Regions from separate parts of the Homo sapiens genome. Here region 1 is linked to region 2. Evidence: read pairs that join two places in POLR2A ChIA-PET (ENCODE). Cell type or tissue: OCI-LY7. All regions are shown on one strand. Each heading gives the region's core, and the rest is flanking DNA. Links, peaks and the distances in the headings are about the cores only. Region 1 overlaps LOC107984703 (a long non-coding RNA gene). Region 2 has its middle 73 kb from the start of TUNAR.

Region 1 (7,370 bases), core at 1-5,000, 210 kb before region 2:
GGTAGCTGGAAGGGGGTATACGTTGAAGGATAATGGAGGTGTTAGTTATGATCTCCTTTCTTGAGCTGGGTGCTGGTCACACAGGTGCATTTGTGAACATTCACCATGCTGCATACTCAAAATACTTGCACTTTGCTGTGTGTCTATTATACTTCAGTTAAAGGGTTTTTATTATCAACATTAAAATTAATGTCTTTGGTGAAGCTTCTGAGTACTTTGCCCACTTATGTATTGGGTTGTTTGTCTTTTCATGTTGATTTGTAGAAGTTCTTTATATATTCTGAATAATAGTCTTTGACACATGTACTGCAAATATCTTATACTACTTCGTGGGTTGCCTTTTCATCCTTTTAATGGTGTGTCATGATGAGCAGTTAAATAATAAAGAGAAGTTGTCTGAAATGCTGACCATCAAGAACCAAAGGGGCCAGGTGTGTTGGCTCATGCCTGTGATCCTAGCACTTTAGGAGGCTGAGGAGGGAGGATTGCTTGAGGCCAGAAGTTTGAGAACAGTCTGAGTGAGACCCCATCTCTACAAAATTAAAAAAAAAAAAAAAGGCTGGACACGATGGCTCATGCCTGTAATCCCAGTGCTTTGGGAGGCCGAGGTGGGTGGATCACTTGAGGTCAGGAGTTCAAGACCAGCCTAACCAACATGGTGAAACCCCATCTCTACTAAAAATATAAAATTAGTCGGGTGTGGTGTTCATGCCTGTAATCCCAGCTACCTGGAAGGCTGAGGCAGGAGAATCATTTGAACCTGGGTGGCGGAGGTTGCAGTGAGCAGAGATTGTGTGCCATTGCACTCCAGCCTGGGCGACAAGTGAGACTCTGTCTAAAAAAAAAAAGGAACTTAGCCAGGCATAGTGGTGTATGCCTGTAGTCCTAGCTACTGGAAAGGCTGAGGCAGGAAGATCACTTAAGCCCAGGATTTCGAGGCTACAGTGAACTATGATTTCACCACTGCACTCCAGCCTTGGCTTCCTGAGTGAATGAGACTCTGACTCAAAAAAAAAAAAAAAAAAAAAAGAAAGAAGAAAGCCACACACACACACACACACACACACACACACACACACACACCAAAAAAAAAAAACAAAACAAAACAGGATGAACACAGGCTTAGATGCTATGAAAGTTTGGAGTAGAAGTGGTTGGTGTGGCCTGGAGAGGTCCCAGGGGTCTTCTTGGATAGGAGCATTTAAACAGCCTTGAGGGCTTTTGATGAAGGGAAGAAGCCCTTTGGCTCTATGTAAAAAAATAACCTTTGAAAAATAGGTTGATGATTATAACTGGTTCTTTCGATGCAGGGAAATTTCTGACCAGCCTCGTGTAATTTTGAAGAAAATGATTAAAAAGAAATTTCAGTGTGATGTGGTAGGTACAGAGAGAAGCATACTTTCCTCTGTGAGCCTAATAAAGTTACTCACTTCTCTGAGCTGCAGTTTCTGCATCTGTAAAATGAAAAATAATGCCTCTTCAGAGGGTTATGAGTGTTAAATATGATGGTTGGCATGAAACTGTTAGTGTGGAAAAAAAGAACCCTAGACAGCCTTTATTAGTCCCTAAATAAACAGTGTATTGTATATCGGGTTTAACCATAGCAAGCCTTTTCTAGATCTCCCACCTCCAAGAACCTGTGGGTGACATTGATAAATATATAAACAGCTAACTTCAGGCTTCCGCTCTCCAGATTGGAACAGTTGTTCATCAGCACAAAGGCTGAGGGTGTTGGTGCTGGGATGATTCACAGAGAGAAGTGGAGTGGGTCTATGGTCATTATGCAGTTTATTACTTAATTCCCTTTGGCTGCTCCATGCCCTGCCTAGAGATGAAGCAGCACTTTTATTTGAGGACAAGAAGCTGGCTCACAGTGGGTTTGTGTGTCCCCCATGCCAAATGTGCTTGCTTTGTCAGACTCTGCAAGGTTGCTCCCTCCTGCTGAAATCCTGGAGGTGCAATGTCATGAGTTACAGGAATCCCAGGATACAGGAGATGGAGAATGAACTCAAAACCTTTACTGCCAAATTTGCTGCTCCTTGGGATTGTACCACCTCTTTCCTGGTCTCCTGGTAGCAGCCTCATATTAGACTTAATTATGCTAAATTATTTAGGCTAAATTATCTCCCTGTACCTAGACTCTTCTTATCATGCCCTCTACCAAGTAAGATCTTCTACAACAGGAATCTGAACAGGGCACTGCCCTGGGGATAAAGTGCCAGCTCCAGGGCAGACTATACAAGTTTCTCTGAGATCTGGCCTTGTAGAGTGCTGGAGGCAGAGAGACCATCAGGATGGTTGTTGTGTCCTGAGAGAGGGACGATGGTGGTTCAAACAAAGGCAGTGGCAGCCGGGAGGTAAGAAATGAGCTGCTGAAAAAACTATTAAGGAAGTAGAATCAATAGGAAGTAAAGAATAATCTACAGGAAGTAAAGTCAAATCAACAGGAAGTAAGGTTGAATCAATAGGAAGTAAAGAAGAGTCTGCAGGAAATAAAGTCAAATCAACAGGAAGTAAGGTTGACTCAACGGGAAGTTGAGTAAAATCAATGGGAAGAAAATCAGCTGATTGTTGTGTGTGTGTGAGTGTGTGGTTGAGGGCTAGGCAGGGGGATGAAGAAGGGAAAGGAGGAGTAGATTTTCTTCCCAGATGCTTTCCTGGAAACAGTGTGGTTGGGGATGCTATTTACTGTAATGGGAGCATAGTGAGAGAAGCAGGTTTTCTTAACCTGCCCCCACCATCCCCTACCCCTGGCCCCCCAGCACCCCAGCCACAGAACCTGAGAGAAAAGTTCACAGTGGGGTTGTTTAGTTGAGAATGTAATGCCAGAAATCAGGAATGAGGGCCTTGGGAGGTGAAATGGGAAGGAGAGACCCAAGGCAAGGAGACATTATTCAACTGGCCACCACCATGAGTGACTGGTTGCTCAATCCCATGGAACTTCTGAGTCACTTTATGAAACGCATCTCAGGACTGTCCTCAGATGATGAAAGTGGAAGGAAGGCATTAGCTCCTATCCCTGTTGGCCCAAAGCTGCCCATAGAGTTAACATCCTACACTTTTGATTGCATGGATCTGAGGGCCCAGGAGTGTGACACCCTGAGAGAAGCCCAGGGGTAGGGCACAAGAGACATACAGCCCTAACCTGAGAAAAGGCACTGCCAAATGGCACCTGCGCAAAGCCAGTTGAAGCTCGGTGGAACAGGCCATCACAGCAGTGGCTGGAAAGAGATGGCGTAGAGGGCAAGAGCGGTGGACTCCATCTCAGAGAGCTGTGTGAGAGTGATCCAACATCCAGTTCAGAGATGAATGTACTAAAATATAAAATGATACCTGAACTTGAGAAGCCCACAATCTTGGAAGGAGGACATTTAAACACAAGTTACACAGCAAGGTGGGGAGAGTGCCGTTGCTGCTAATTGCTGTGAATATAAATATCTATTTACTTTTACGGGGCACTGCTTTAAGTATATGCTTTACTGTAAATTCTCTCATTTAATTCTCACAGCCATCCTATCAGGAGTTAATATTATCCCCAGTTCACAGATGAGGACATGGTGATACATTGTCCAGAGTCATAAGCTAGTAGGTGGTACAGCCAAGATGCAAACTGTTTAAACCCTTTGGAATGATCAAAGGAAGTAGATACTGGATCTGATGAGTTGGAGGGGGCAGATCAGCCATGAGTTGGTTATAATGACACTCCTTTGTATATAGTTAGTGCCATTTTTGCAAAGGCATTTACAAATATGGTTTAATTGATACTAATAATACAAGGCAGGAGTCATCGTTGTCATCTTTATTTGATGGAAGAGGAAACAAAAGCACAGAAAGGTGAAGCATCTTTACCCAGATCATTCAGAGGATCAGCAGTGGGGCCACTGCCGGCCACTGGGCAGCTGATGGCTAGTAAATCTCCCTTCTGCACTCTGCTTTGGAAGAAGGATGACCAGAAAGGCCTGGGCCCATTGGCATTCCAGCACTGTCCTCAAGTGAGTCAGGTACCACTATACAGACTCAATTTTACCTTCGGTAATTTCCTCCTTCTGTAAAGATTTATTTTAGGCTATAGGGGGGCAAAAGGATTCCTCACAGTTAAAAGCATTTGCCGCTCATACCAATGTCCACTATGATCTTCACCCTGATTCTGGACATGGAGGGAAAGGTTTGTTTCCTTTAGACCACATCTCCTGGGCCGGCCATGGGAGATGGTGACAGAAGCTTGTGACAGAAGCTACATTCTAGAGAGCTGAGGATATTTGAAGATATGTGAGTCAAAAGTGGGAGTAGAGAGCCTGGCCCAGGGCAGGTGGGCCAGGCCTGAAGTGAGACCATGAAATAGACAAGCCCACAGAATCACCCCAAGAACCAGGGGGACAAGGGTGTGGCGGGAGGACACTGTCCCTACCTCTGAGGATGGAGTTTGAGGTCTGTCTTTTCAGCCTGCTCACAGCAGAGGCCCTGAGGACTCATTTCCTGGCTCTGAGCCCCACTTTTCCTGTTTGGCTTATTGGTTAAAGGTGTGGACTGTGGAGTCAGCTTCATGTGGGACTGACTCCTCCACTAGCTGAGGGGCCTTGGACAAAGCACCTAACGTCTCACTGCTTGGTTTCCCCTCTGTAGATAGGAGATGTTGATAAGGGCAGTCAGGAGGATTGGATGTGTTACCTTAGGCTGAGTGCTGAGGAAGAGGCCTAGTGTACAGGGCATTGAGAAGTCACGTCTGAAATATGAGACATCACTCAGCCTTGCCCCGAGGCTGTTGTGAGATCAAATGAACACTGTAAACTGCAAGGCAGGCAAGGCAGGCAAAGCTACCACGTGGGAGACACTCATGCTCCTCTACACGGAGCCCTCCCCTTTTAAAACCTGCCCTCCAAAGAGGCTCTGGAATCAGCCTTTTGAGCCACACTCCCTGTCATCCAGCTCTCAGCATACTTCCTCCAGCCTCCACACCTGCCACCTGCCACCTTTCTCCTTGGGATCCCCTCTGCCCAGGCCAGCTGTGCACGGAACCCACAACCATGAGCTGCCGGCCCTGGCTCTTGACCACCAGGCTCAACACCCTCCTTTGACCAAAACACACAGTGTGAGCCTGTCTGGGGCCCCACTCACTCAGGACTCTAACATTAGAGTCCTCTGATGCTTGTCTTAGTCCAGAGACCGAACCGTTCATCTTTGTATTCTCTGAAGTGCTGAGATCAGTGCCAGACCCAGAAGAGATGGTTCAGAAACAGTAATCATGATAGTGTGTGTGTGTGTGTGTGTGCGTGTGTGTGTGTGTGTTGGAGAGGGTGGTATGCACAAGGAGCTAGGCTGCATGTAATCCTCTCAGCAGCCCTATGAGTTGCGGACAATTAATATCTCTATTTTATAGGGGAGGGTACTGAGTCATGCACAGGTAAGTGACTTGCCCACAGTCCTACAGGTAAGCAAGAGAACAGAGATTCCAGCCTAGGCAGTCTAGCCCTCAGAGTTGTGCTTTAACCTCCAGCATGTGTGGCCACTCTGGATGAATGGGCATTGGGCTGGATGTTGGATTGGGATTGGATTGGTGGGACATATTGCCCATAGCAGCTCATCAAGCAAGATTTTTGTTGTCCTAACTCCCACCCCCACCTCCACCCCACCCTCTGAGTTATTCTGCAGGCAATTTGACCCCAAGGGGACCCTAAAATGTACTGTAACCCCAATTTGACCCCAAAGGATATTATTGATTTTACTACTCTCTGCAGATGGAGCTGACACATCTGACTACTCTTCCAAGGACTTGGAGCCTATTTTTCCTGGAAGAGTGGATGCATTTGCTGTGAGTCTTACTCAGCTCCTTGGTCCAGTTGCCTTCCAGTGTGGCATAAGGGGTCCAGACTGTGTCCACTGCCCTCAGATACCCATATCTACCTCTGGAGGAGCCAGAAGAAATTACTCTGCACCAGATCCTGGGGGCAGAGGATGGAGAGGATGCTTAAGAAGAATCAAAATGTACCCACCCAAACCCTCTGGAGGTGCTTAAGAGAGAAGCCATTGGAATCACACCTATTGCTTCCTGGCTTGTAATCTTGGGCAATTTGGCTGGCGCCTCCCAGGGTCTTAGCTTCCCCATCTATGACTTGAGATGATTCCTAAGGTTGTTGTTTTTAGTAGCCTTTGAGCCCCATTGTTCTGTCTTCTGACCTTGCATTGGCTCTTAGATCCCCAGGGCCCTTTCCCTTTTCTGTCTGCAAAGGTAGGTAGCACAGCTGGCTGGCTCTTCAATGCAATGTGCACTGCTACAGTGAGGACCCTGGACAACACCTTTCATTGCACTAAATAGCATCACAGTTTTTTTTTTGTTTAATTTATTTATTTATTTATTTTTTAAGAGGAGCATAAAAAAGTATAAGTACCTTGGCAGGATGTTGACTTTGCCTTCCTAATTAAATCTAGGGGAGAATCCTTGTGGAAAAGATGCCAGCAAAATGTATCTCTGAAATTAATTATGATAGCTGAATCAGCATTGGATGAGCAATATCTTTCCTCTTATCTTCCTCTGACTTGGATGATTTTAAAAATTCAGTTATTCATTCTCTCAGCAAACACTTACCATGCTTTTGGGCACTGTGGTTAAGCACTGGGGATTTGGAGATAATAATAATCAGGATGCCTGGCGTTGGGTGCCAGAAGCTAGAGGAGGCATTCTTCATGCATCATCTTATTTAATCCTAACTCTATGAAGCAGGTGCTCTCACTACCCCCATTTTTACAGATGAAGAAGCAGGATGAACACGATTAAGTAACTTATCTAACATCACCAATGGTCAAAGGCAGACCCTAGATTCAACCCAGTTATTCTTCAGCAAGTTGGTAGGGGAACTCCTTACGCTTTCTTTGAAATGGAGCAATTGCCATTTTCTCATTCTTATGCAGTGTGTCAAAACCACTCTAGAAACTCTTTTATTTTTATATCAGGAGTGCAACAGTACTCTTTCTGGGCAGTTATAGCCTCAAGACAAATCTCCTAGCACCCCCTCTTAGTCTAACTGCCATCCCTAAGTCTCTTCTGTCAAGTAAGTCTGTGGCAACCCCCGTAGAGAGACAAAGAGTAAATGCATTAGTGCATCAAAATCTCCCATGTGTTGAGATAAAGGTCTCTATAACATATAAGGCAGACACAAAGGAGAGTCAGCTCCACTTAAGATGATGGCCTGGGCACAAAACTTATGTTAGTTCATATAGGTAACATCAGCTGCTGTAACAACTAAAGTCCCAAGTTCCAGTAGATTAACAAATGCAAATTGATGTCTCAGTCCATTGTGGGTATGATGGCTAATTTTATGTGTTGACTTGACTGGGCTAAGCCATGCCCAGATAGCTGGTTAAATATTATTTCT
Region 2 (9,012 bases), core at 59-5,058:
GCACTCCATCGTCTTCATCATGACGACATGTACACAGTACTTACTATGTGTCAGGTGCTTGACCACACTCGCTAAATCTAGTTTTCATTTATACATCCATTATACTTTCTTCCATCTCCACCCTCTGCTCCCTTCTCTCACTTTCTGCTCCCCACAGGTAATCCTTTTTTATTCTTTTTGTTGGTCCGTTTCAGATTCACCATATCTATAGATAATCTATTTATTAGGGTGACTGACTTGGAGGCTTTCTCTATTGACTTCCTACTATGGAATTTAACCCTCTTTCCTTAGCTCCTATATCCACCACAGACACTTCCTGCCTTCATCCTTCCAACAGGGTCATGTGGTCATTTTATTTAGATCAGCAGCTTTGCATGATCATGACTATGTGAATATTCTACCTAGATAAGCCATGTAGTGTGGTGTGGTGGCCACAAAATGCACCCCTCCAGTGTCTTTCTGAAGGGAGTATAATAGACTAACAGCTCAGCTGCTGCCCCTCTGGGCCCATCATTACCTTCACAACAAGGCCACATCCCTGTGGCCCAGTGACTGAGCACAGGTCCATTCCTGCAAGACATGCAACTTCTCCAATTGGCCTCTTGGGTTGGAGACTCCCCTGTTGTCCTGGCTGCTCCTTTCTGGAAATTGCATTGCAGCCTGGGCTGTCCCCACCTCATCTTCCTCCCTTCCCTCCCTCCTGCACAGGGGCCAGCCCTGCACTGACTTCTACAAGTGCCGCTGCCTGTGTCTGGGCTTTCCCACTAGATCCTTCAAAGGTGTTTCCCCCAATCAATCTCTCCAACATCTAATCCCATCTTAGTGTCATTCTTATCAAACCTGTACTCATATATCTGGAGTCAATCATTGTCCCTCTCTCATACCCTGTTTATTTAGTTTTTTATTTGTCTGTTTGTTCATGGGCTTTATGTATGATAGCTAAAAGCTGAAAATAAACAAATGAATGGATAAATTAATAGTGGCATATTCAAACATCAGAAGAGTACTCAGAAAAAGAAAAGGCTGAACTACTCATACATTATTAATAAATCTCAAAGTAATTACACAAGACAAATAAAACCAGAAAATAAGAGGAGTAAACACTTTATGATCCAATCATATAAAATTCCAGAAAAGGTAAACATATATATTATAGGGCAAAATAAATAAATGGTTACCTGGACGCCTGGGAAGGATGAGGAGAGGGATTATAAAAGGACATGGTTTCACAGCTTCATCTGTATGTCAGAATTTGTCCAATTGTGTATGTCAAATATGTGCAGTTTATAACATGTAAATTATACCTTAATAAAGCTTTAAAAATTGGTTCAAGATAAAAATCTACATATCCCACTCTCAGGTTGTTTGTTTCGTTTTTTATGTGCTTATCACTATTCTATTCTGAACTCTCCTGGTATGTAAATCTTCTCCCAATGTGTGCAGACACACTAGGCAGTCTCACAATTGCACTGCATCTTACAGAAACTTCTCCTGGCTCCTTCTGACCTTTTCCAATCTGGGCTGGGCTCTCTCCACCTGCTGTGCAGCTGACCTCTTGGGATTTTCCTTACTATCATCTGGGGGTCTTCCTCTGTTGCACCCCCTCTTTCCTGTTTTTCATGCCTGGATCTCCTTTGACTCACCCTCATCTTGCTGTAGCACATCCTCCAGTAGTTTCCCACTGAAGGGTGGGATTACGCCTGTAATCCCAGCACTTTGAGAGGCTGAAGTGGGTAGATTGCTTGAACCCAGGAGTTCAAAACCAGCCTGGGAAACATAGCAAGACCTTGTCTCTACAAAAAAAAAAAAAAAAGAATAAATCTGAAAGTAAGATGGAAATTCTAAACCTGTCTTTCATCTATCCTCACACTTTAGCAAGAGTCTGGCTGGACACAAAATTCTAGATGGAATCATTTTCCTTCAGAGTCTGGAAGGCTCTGCTCCCCTGTCTTTTGTGTCATGCAGTGCTGGAGTTCACAAGCCTTTTCTCCCTTTGGAAAGAAAATGGAATTCCTCCTTCCCCCCCGCATCCTGAAAGCTCATGGCCATGTGCCTCCTGTGGGTGGGTCTGTTGTCCTCCCTTGCTCTGTGCTCAGTGAGTCTTTCCAGACCAGCAACTTGGCTCCTTCAGTTCCAGGAAAGCAACTTGAATTCTTTATGGGTGAATTCTTCCTTTCTCTTTCTTCTCTTCTCCTTCTTTGCAGCTGCTTTTACTTGGATATTGAATGTCCTAATCTGGTCCTCACATCTTCTCATCATTTAGCTCCCATTTTCTCATCTCTTTGTCTCTCACTGTACTTTCCATGAGATTTTTCAACTTTATCTGGCTACTTTTCTTTTTTTTTCTTTTTTTGAGACAGGGTCTCACTTTGCCACCTGGGCTAGAGTGTGGTGGCACAATCAATGCTCACTGCTCACTGCAGCCTCAATCTCCCAAGCTCAGGTGATTCTCCTACTTCAACCTCCCAAGTACCTGGGACTACAGGCATACACCACCACGCCTGGCTAATTTTTTTTTTTTTTTTTTTTTGCAGAGACAGGGTCTTGCTATGTTGCTCAGGCTGGTCTTAAACTTCTGGGCTCAAGTGATCTGCCCACCTTAACCTCTCATAGTGCTGGGATTACAGGCAAAAGCCACTGTTTCTGGTCTATCTTGCTACCTTTTAATTGATTTTTTAAATTTCTGCTATCTTTTTTTTAATTTTCAAGATTTTTTTTGGTCTTGGAATAGTCCTTTTTATAGCATATTCTTTTTTTTTGAAGCATTCTTCTCTATAAAAGAATATATTAATAATATTAATTGTTAAGAATAGTAAGAATAATGTACGTGAAGTTCAGTCTACCGGAATAGCTTCTGCTTCTTTCAAGTCGCTTTTTTTTTTTTTTTTTTTTTTTTGAGACAGAGTCTTGCTCTGTTGCCCAGGCTGGAGTGCAGTGGTGCAATCTACAGGCATGTGCCACCACGCTGGCTAATTTTTTTGTAGTTTTACTAGAGACGGGTTTCACCATGTTGGTCAGGCTGGTCTTGAACTCCTAACCTCAAATAATCTGCCCATCTCGGCCTCCCACAGTGCTGGGATTACAGTCAAGTAGCTTTTTGTTTGTTTTGATAGCTTTTGTGTTAAGTGCATTCCCAACATGTCTTAGCTGTTCAGTAGTATTTACAACTAGTTATTGAGAAGGTAACTAGCTATCTGGGCAAGGTGGCTGGGGGAGCTTGTTATCTGTAGTTATGTTGGGTGATCTGACTGACTATTTCCTTAGGCAATTCCAGATCTTGGTATCTTTGACACTTTTCTTTTTAGTTAGTGAAATTTCCTACAAAAGACTCCTAATCTCTTTCTGGATGTCAATAGACTGTGCAGAATTCATTGTCCATGATCAGCATTTTCAACTTTTAGCAGAGTCCAGCGCTCTTCCAGAGCAGACCCTATTTACAACCCCCTCCTCTATACGAAAAAATTATTCCCAGTAATAATCATGTAAGAATCAGCATTAATCACTTCTTTATTTCTTCTTTAGTTTTAAAACAAACTGTTAACATAACAGATGGATAAATTTTCATTTTAATTATATTATGCAGATTCAGTAAAGTATTTTATGTAAGAACTAAAATCTGCATTTGCCAAACCAAAGTACTGCACTCAGTTCACACTCTGATTTACTGATTTAAATTTTAAGCATTCATGAAATTCCAAGCAGTCACATGGAATGCCAAGCGTGAAATAATGCAAATTCTACTTCTTTGTCTTTGCATTCACAATCTCTCATTGTTGCAATCTTCTTTACAAATGCAGGAATTTGCCGCACCCCAGGGATTGGACCCAGGTCACAACCAAGGAAGCTGCACAAGATCTGAAGTGTTAGCCATCTCCTCTCAACCAAATGCATGTGCTGAGTCCTCATATGCTGGGGTTCTTGCAAATAACTTCCATGTAGAATAAAATGCTTATTAAAGGGTCAGTAATAAAATGTGCTGTTTTGAAGCGTACATCTATACATACTTTTTTATTTTTTGAAAAAGGGTTTTGCTGTGTCACTCAGGCTGGAGTGCAGTAGCCCAATCATGGCTCACTGCAGCCTCAAACTCCTGATTTCTAGTCATCCTCCCACCTCAGCCGCCTGAGCAGCTGGGACTACAGACATGTGCCACCAAGCCCAGCTATTTTATTTTATTTATTTATTTATTTTGTAAAGATAGGGGTCTCGCTATGTTGACCAAGCTAGTCTTGAACTCCTGGGCTCAAGCAATCCTCCCACCTTAGCCTCTCAAAGTGGTGGCATTACAGGTGTGAGTGTGCCCAGCTGACATCTGTATTATTGAAACTCAAGAGTAACCACACAGTTATTTAGAATATAGACCAACAAGATATTTTTCAGGGAGGAATACTTTATCACAATATTGTTCAGAATTACCAGCACATGGTGATAATAAAAAAACTTGGCTTTTTATTGTTGTAAAATGTACATAACATAAAATTTATCATTATAACCATTTCTGTTTCTGGAGATGAAGTTTTGTTCTGTTCTTCAGACTCGAGTTCAGTGGTGCAATCATAGCTCACTGCAACTCCAAATTCCTGGGCACAAGTGATCTTCCTGCCTCACCCCCCTGAGTAGCTGGGACTACAGGCATATGCCACCACTTTCAGCTAATTTATTTTTTGTTTTTTATTTTTATTTTTTTTGACAAAGTCTCACTCCATTGCCCAGGCTGGAGTGCAGTGGCACAATCTTGGCTCACTGCAACCTCTGCCTCCTGGGTTCAAGCAATTCTCCTGCCTCAGCCTTCTGTGTAGCTGGGATTACAGGCGCACGCCACCATGCCTGGCTAATTTTTTTTTTCTTTTTTTTTTTGTATTTTTAGTAGAGACAGGGTTTCACACCATGTTGGCCAGGCTGGTCTCGAACTCCTGACCTCATGGTCTGCCTGCCTGGGGCTCCCAAAATGCTGGGATTACAGACATGAGCCACCGCACCTGGCCAATATTTTTATTTTTTGTAGAGACAGGATCTTACTTTGTTGCTTTGGCTGGTCTCAAACCCCTGGCGCCTAGTTATCCTCCCATCTCTGCTTCCCAAAGTGCTGGGATTACGGGCATTTTCACCATTTTTAAGTGTACAGTTCAGTGGCTCTAAGTACATTCATACTGCGGTGAATCACCACCATCGATCTCCAGAACTTTTTCTTCATTGCAAACAAAACCCTGTACCCATTAATACACTAACTCCCCCTTTTCATCTCTCCCTAGTTCCTGATAACCTCCTCTCTACTTTCTGTCTCTACAATTTTGACTACTCTAGGTATCTCACATAAGTGGAATCCTACACTATCTGTCCTTTTGTGACTGGCTTGTTTCACTTAGCGTAATTCTTCAAGGTTCATCCATGTCGCAGCATGTGTCAGAATATCCTTCCTTTTTAAGGCTGAATAATAACCCGTTTTATGTGTACACCACTTGTATGTGTACACCACATTTTATTTATGGGCTCTTGGGTTGCTCCCATTCCTGGCTATTGTGAGTAACCACTACTATGCACATAGGTATACAAATATCTCTGTGAATCCCTGCTTCCACGTCTTTCGGGTATATACCCAAAAGTAGAATTTCTGTACTATATAGTAATCCTATGTTTAATTGTTTGAGGAGTCACCATGTTCTTTTCCACAGCAGTTGCAGCATTTTACATTCCCACCAGCAATGCACAAGGATTCTGATTTCTCCATGTCCTTGCTAACACTTGTTATTTTCTGTATTTTTTTTTTTTTTTTTTGAGACGGAGTCTCGCTCTGTCACCCAGGCTGGAGTGCAGTGGCAACAATCTCGGCACACTGCAAGCTCTGCCTTCCGGGTTCATGTCATTCTCCTGCCTCAGCCTCCCGAGTAGCTGGGACTATAGGCATCCGCCACCACGCCCGGCTAATTTTTTGTATTTTTATTAGAGATGGGGTTTCACCATGTTAGCCAGGATGGTCTCGATCTCCTGACCTCATGATCCGCCCGCCTCAGCCTCCCAAAGTGCTGGGATTACAGGCGTGAGCCACCGCGCCCAGCTTCTGTATTTTTTTTTTTTTTTTAAATAATAGCCAGCCTAGTGAGTGTGAAGCGACACACTGACTTTTCACCAGTTGTATAATTTTTGGGAAGTTCTCTACAGACAAAATGTGACTTTGCTACCTCCACCCAAGACAGACCCTTCCACTGACTGCCCTTGGTACTTCTCGGGCCTCCAGGATGTAGCGTTTTCCAGCATTGTGCCCTTGGTACCCCAAGCCCAGAGCCTCTCTCTTTATCTTCTCCCGGGAATAAGGTTCCCACCCCTCTGCTGGAGTGGGAAAGGGGCATGCCCAGTAGCATGAAGTGGCTGAGGAAGCTGGAAGTCTAACTGCTTTTTGAACTTTCAACCAATCCTTCTGTTTCTAGCCCCAAATCACTTCCACTTCCAAAACTACCGTGCCACCAGGTCCAGAGCCTGTAAGGCGTTCGGTGATGCTCATCCATTGCTTCTCATCCCCATTTTGACTTAGGATTTAATGCCTCCAATCTGCTCAGTCAGTTACCACGCATCCATCTGCTTTCCAGCCTGCAATTGCAGATTCCACATCTGCTGCTCCCTCCTCTCCTTCTCTCTTTGGCCTTAAGGGTCTAAGCCTTCTTAAAAATTCCTTTGTTGTCATTTGGATGGGGTTTCAGGAAGGAGTAAAGCTAAAAACATGTGTTCAATCTTTCATCTTCAAAAAGCCTCAACTAAAGTTTAATATGCATTACTTTACTTAAATTGTACTATTATAAATGAAATTAAACATGAGGATCTGAGCTGTGGTAGAGGTGGAGGGGCATGTGGAAGTTCAGGGAGGGCCCCCAGTGCAGCAAAGGGTATCTCCAAAAGCTCCTCAAGGAGGTAACATATGAGCACATGAACTGAGCTGTGAAGGCAGAGTAGGAGTTTGATTCATTTTACACCTGTTCTGTGCTGAGAACAGAAGCATAAAGTTTTAATAATTCATTGTCCATCTACCCAAACTAACACTTAGCTGCTCTCACCATGTGCCAGACCCCAGGAAAATGCTGGTGAGTCCTCAGCACATGCAACCAGCCCCGGGGTCTCCCCTGTATCCTTGGCTCTCCGAAACTGCCCCACCCAGAAGCCATCTGCTTTCTATGATCTGGCATCACCTCACCCTACTTCCAAATGCTGGTAAATCTCCCAGCCTCACCTAAACGTTCAAGCAGCCTATCTGTAACCCAATCTTTGTGAAATTGTTGGAAAGTCCCTCCCTCCTTCTCCAAGAATGGAAGGTTACATAAAGGTCGTGCAGAAGAACTTGGATGAAACAGAGAGATTGTGCAGAATTCATTGTTGATGGCAGCCAGGCTGGGGACAGATAATCCTAGGGAAAGCATCAGAACTGACTTGAATCTCTGCCCACAGAGAGGGGATCCAGAATTCAGAGTATGACCTTGAACAAAATTTCAGTCTGCTCCTGGACTGAAGACCAACAGCACATAATTAATTGGAAGTGAGGTCCTTATGAGTGACAGGTTGGCAGTGATTAATTATCTTAATATTTGCTCTGGGTTCTGAGGATGTGCAAAGTGATTAAAGAGGGGTTTTGGAAACAGTGACTTGTTTGTTCTCTGTCCCCTAATTGTTTGCTAAATGATTCACCATAATTACATGTAACGTCTCCCTGCTCCCCCAGGTAATACTTGCATAATATGGAAACAAAACTGAAATTTCTAAAGTACAAACACAGCAAGGTCTGGGGGGTGGGCTGAGAAGCTCCAGAAGGCATCATGTATGGGACCTGATAATCCAAGCCTCCGATCTTGTACATTGCTCCAATTTGTAGACACCTGAATTGTAGCTCACGCAGAGCTGTGGAGCAGTATTGTTTCACAGCAGGATATGGAGGGGGTGATTAAGAGGTGAGATTGGGGTTAGGCAAGGAGTTAACCTCAGTGCCATCAGGAGACTGAAGTTCTAAACCTACTGTTGCCACTTCGTGTGCAGGAAAATAATCTGAGGCACAGAGAATCAGATTGAGCCATCATGGGTCTTCCTAAGCTGAATGCTCTGATCCAACCCCAGCCTCCTCAGCCTCAGGCCCCCAGGCTTCTCTGCACAAACAGGAGAAACAAGTCCTGGACCTGCCGTCCTCTTCTGATGGGCAAGGGGAGAGCCACCACCTCTCACTCACCCTCCAGCGCCCACCTCTTGCCCATCCCAGCCATTAGGATGCTTGGCTAAGAAGAGATCAGCTGATTGGGGTGGGGAGTATCAGGGAGCATCGAGATAGATGTTGGGGCTTCCAAATTCCCAGAAACCCCCATCCTGATTTCAGCACTCCTTTACCAGTCAGTACCAAGGACAGCGACTATTGCTTCTGGTTCCAGAAAACACAATACAAAGATTCAAAGGTATGAGATCCAGGAGGGCCTGAGAGGTGGTGAAGTCTAGCCTGTCCCCTTACAGGTGAGGACACAGGCCCAGAGATCAGAGGGTATTTTCCAGCACCAAGCTAAGCCCAGGTACTCAGGCAGGCAGGATCTCATGATTCACACTGCGTGCTGCACCTGGGATGCTGCCACGCTGCCTGGACTCTGGGCTCCTTGGAGGAAGGGGCTGGACATAACTCATCTGTGTCCCCACAACCCAGTCCAGGGCCAAGCACAGAGGAGATGCTTAGCGTACACGGGTTTAACTTATCTGTAAATCCAAATCCTCCCAGGCACATCCCCATAGGCCCAGGCCAAGGAACACCTCCCCTGGGAAGACCACCTTGTCAATGGTGGAGAAAGTGCCTGCAGCTTAGAGCTGGTATCACCATTTCACATGAGCAAACCTTCTGTGTGTTATTGCTGCTTTCTTCCCAACTATAATAAATTGTCTCCTCAATAAACCTGAGAATTACTAATTCATATTCTCTGAATCTTTAATAATGCCTGGCATAGATATTTGTAGGATACCTGCATGAAATACTGTCCCAATAGAGAGAGAGAGAGAGAG

Evidence for each region. Peaks named below come from ENCODE experiments on the same cell type or tissue, not always from the same donor. Only the 100,000 strongest peaks of a DNase experiment are listed, where the experiment ranks them.
Region 1: POLR2A ChIA-PET joins it to region 2 with 6 read pairs; 2 of 35 experiments call an interaction of 5 or more read pairs at or near these places.

The regions. Positions count from the first base shown.
Region 1 is chr14:95,736,617-95,743,986 of GRCh38, forward strand. All of the region lies in intron 2 of LOC107984703 (a long non-coding RNA gene), which reads left to right. Among named protein-coding and RNA genes, the nearest start is that of TCL1A, 26 kb to the left of the region's middle. In OCI-LY7, for the core only: no CTCF peak of the experiment used is centred there; no DNase peak of the experiment used is centred there; H3K4me3 peaks cover 605 bases; H3K27ac peaks cover 432 bases.
Region 2 is chr14:95,944,994-95,954,005 of GRCh38, forward strand. No RefSeq gene overlaps it. Among named protein-coding and RNA genes, the nearest start is that of TUNAR, 73 kb to the left of the region's middle. RefSeq lists enhancers at 1,950-2,799, 2,800-3,648, 3,649-4,498. In OCI-LY7, for the core only: no CTCF peak of the experiment used is centred there; no DNase peak of the experiment used is centred there.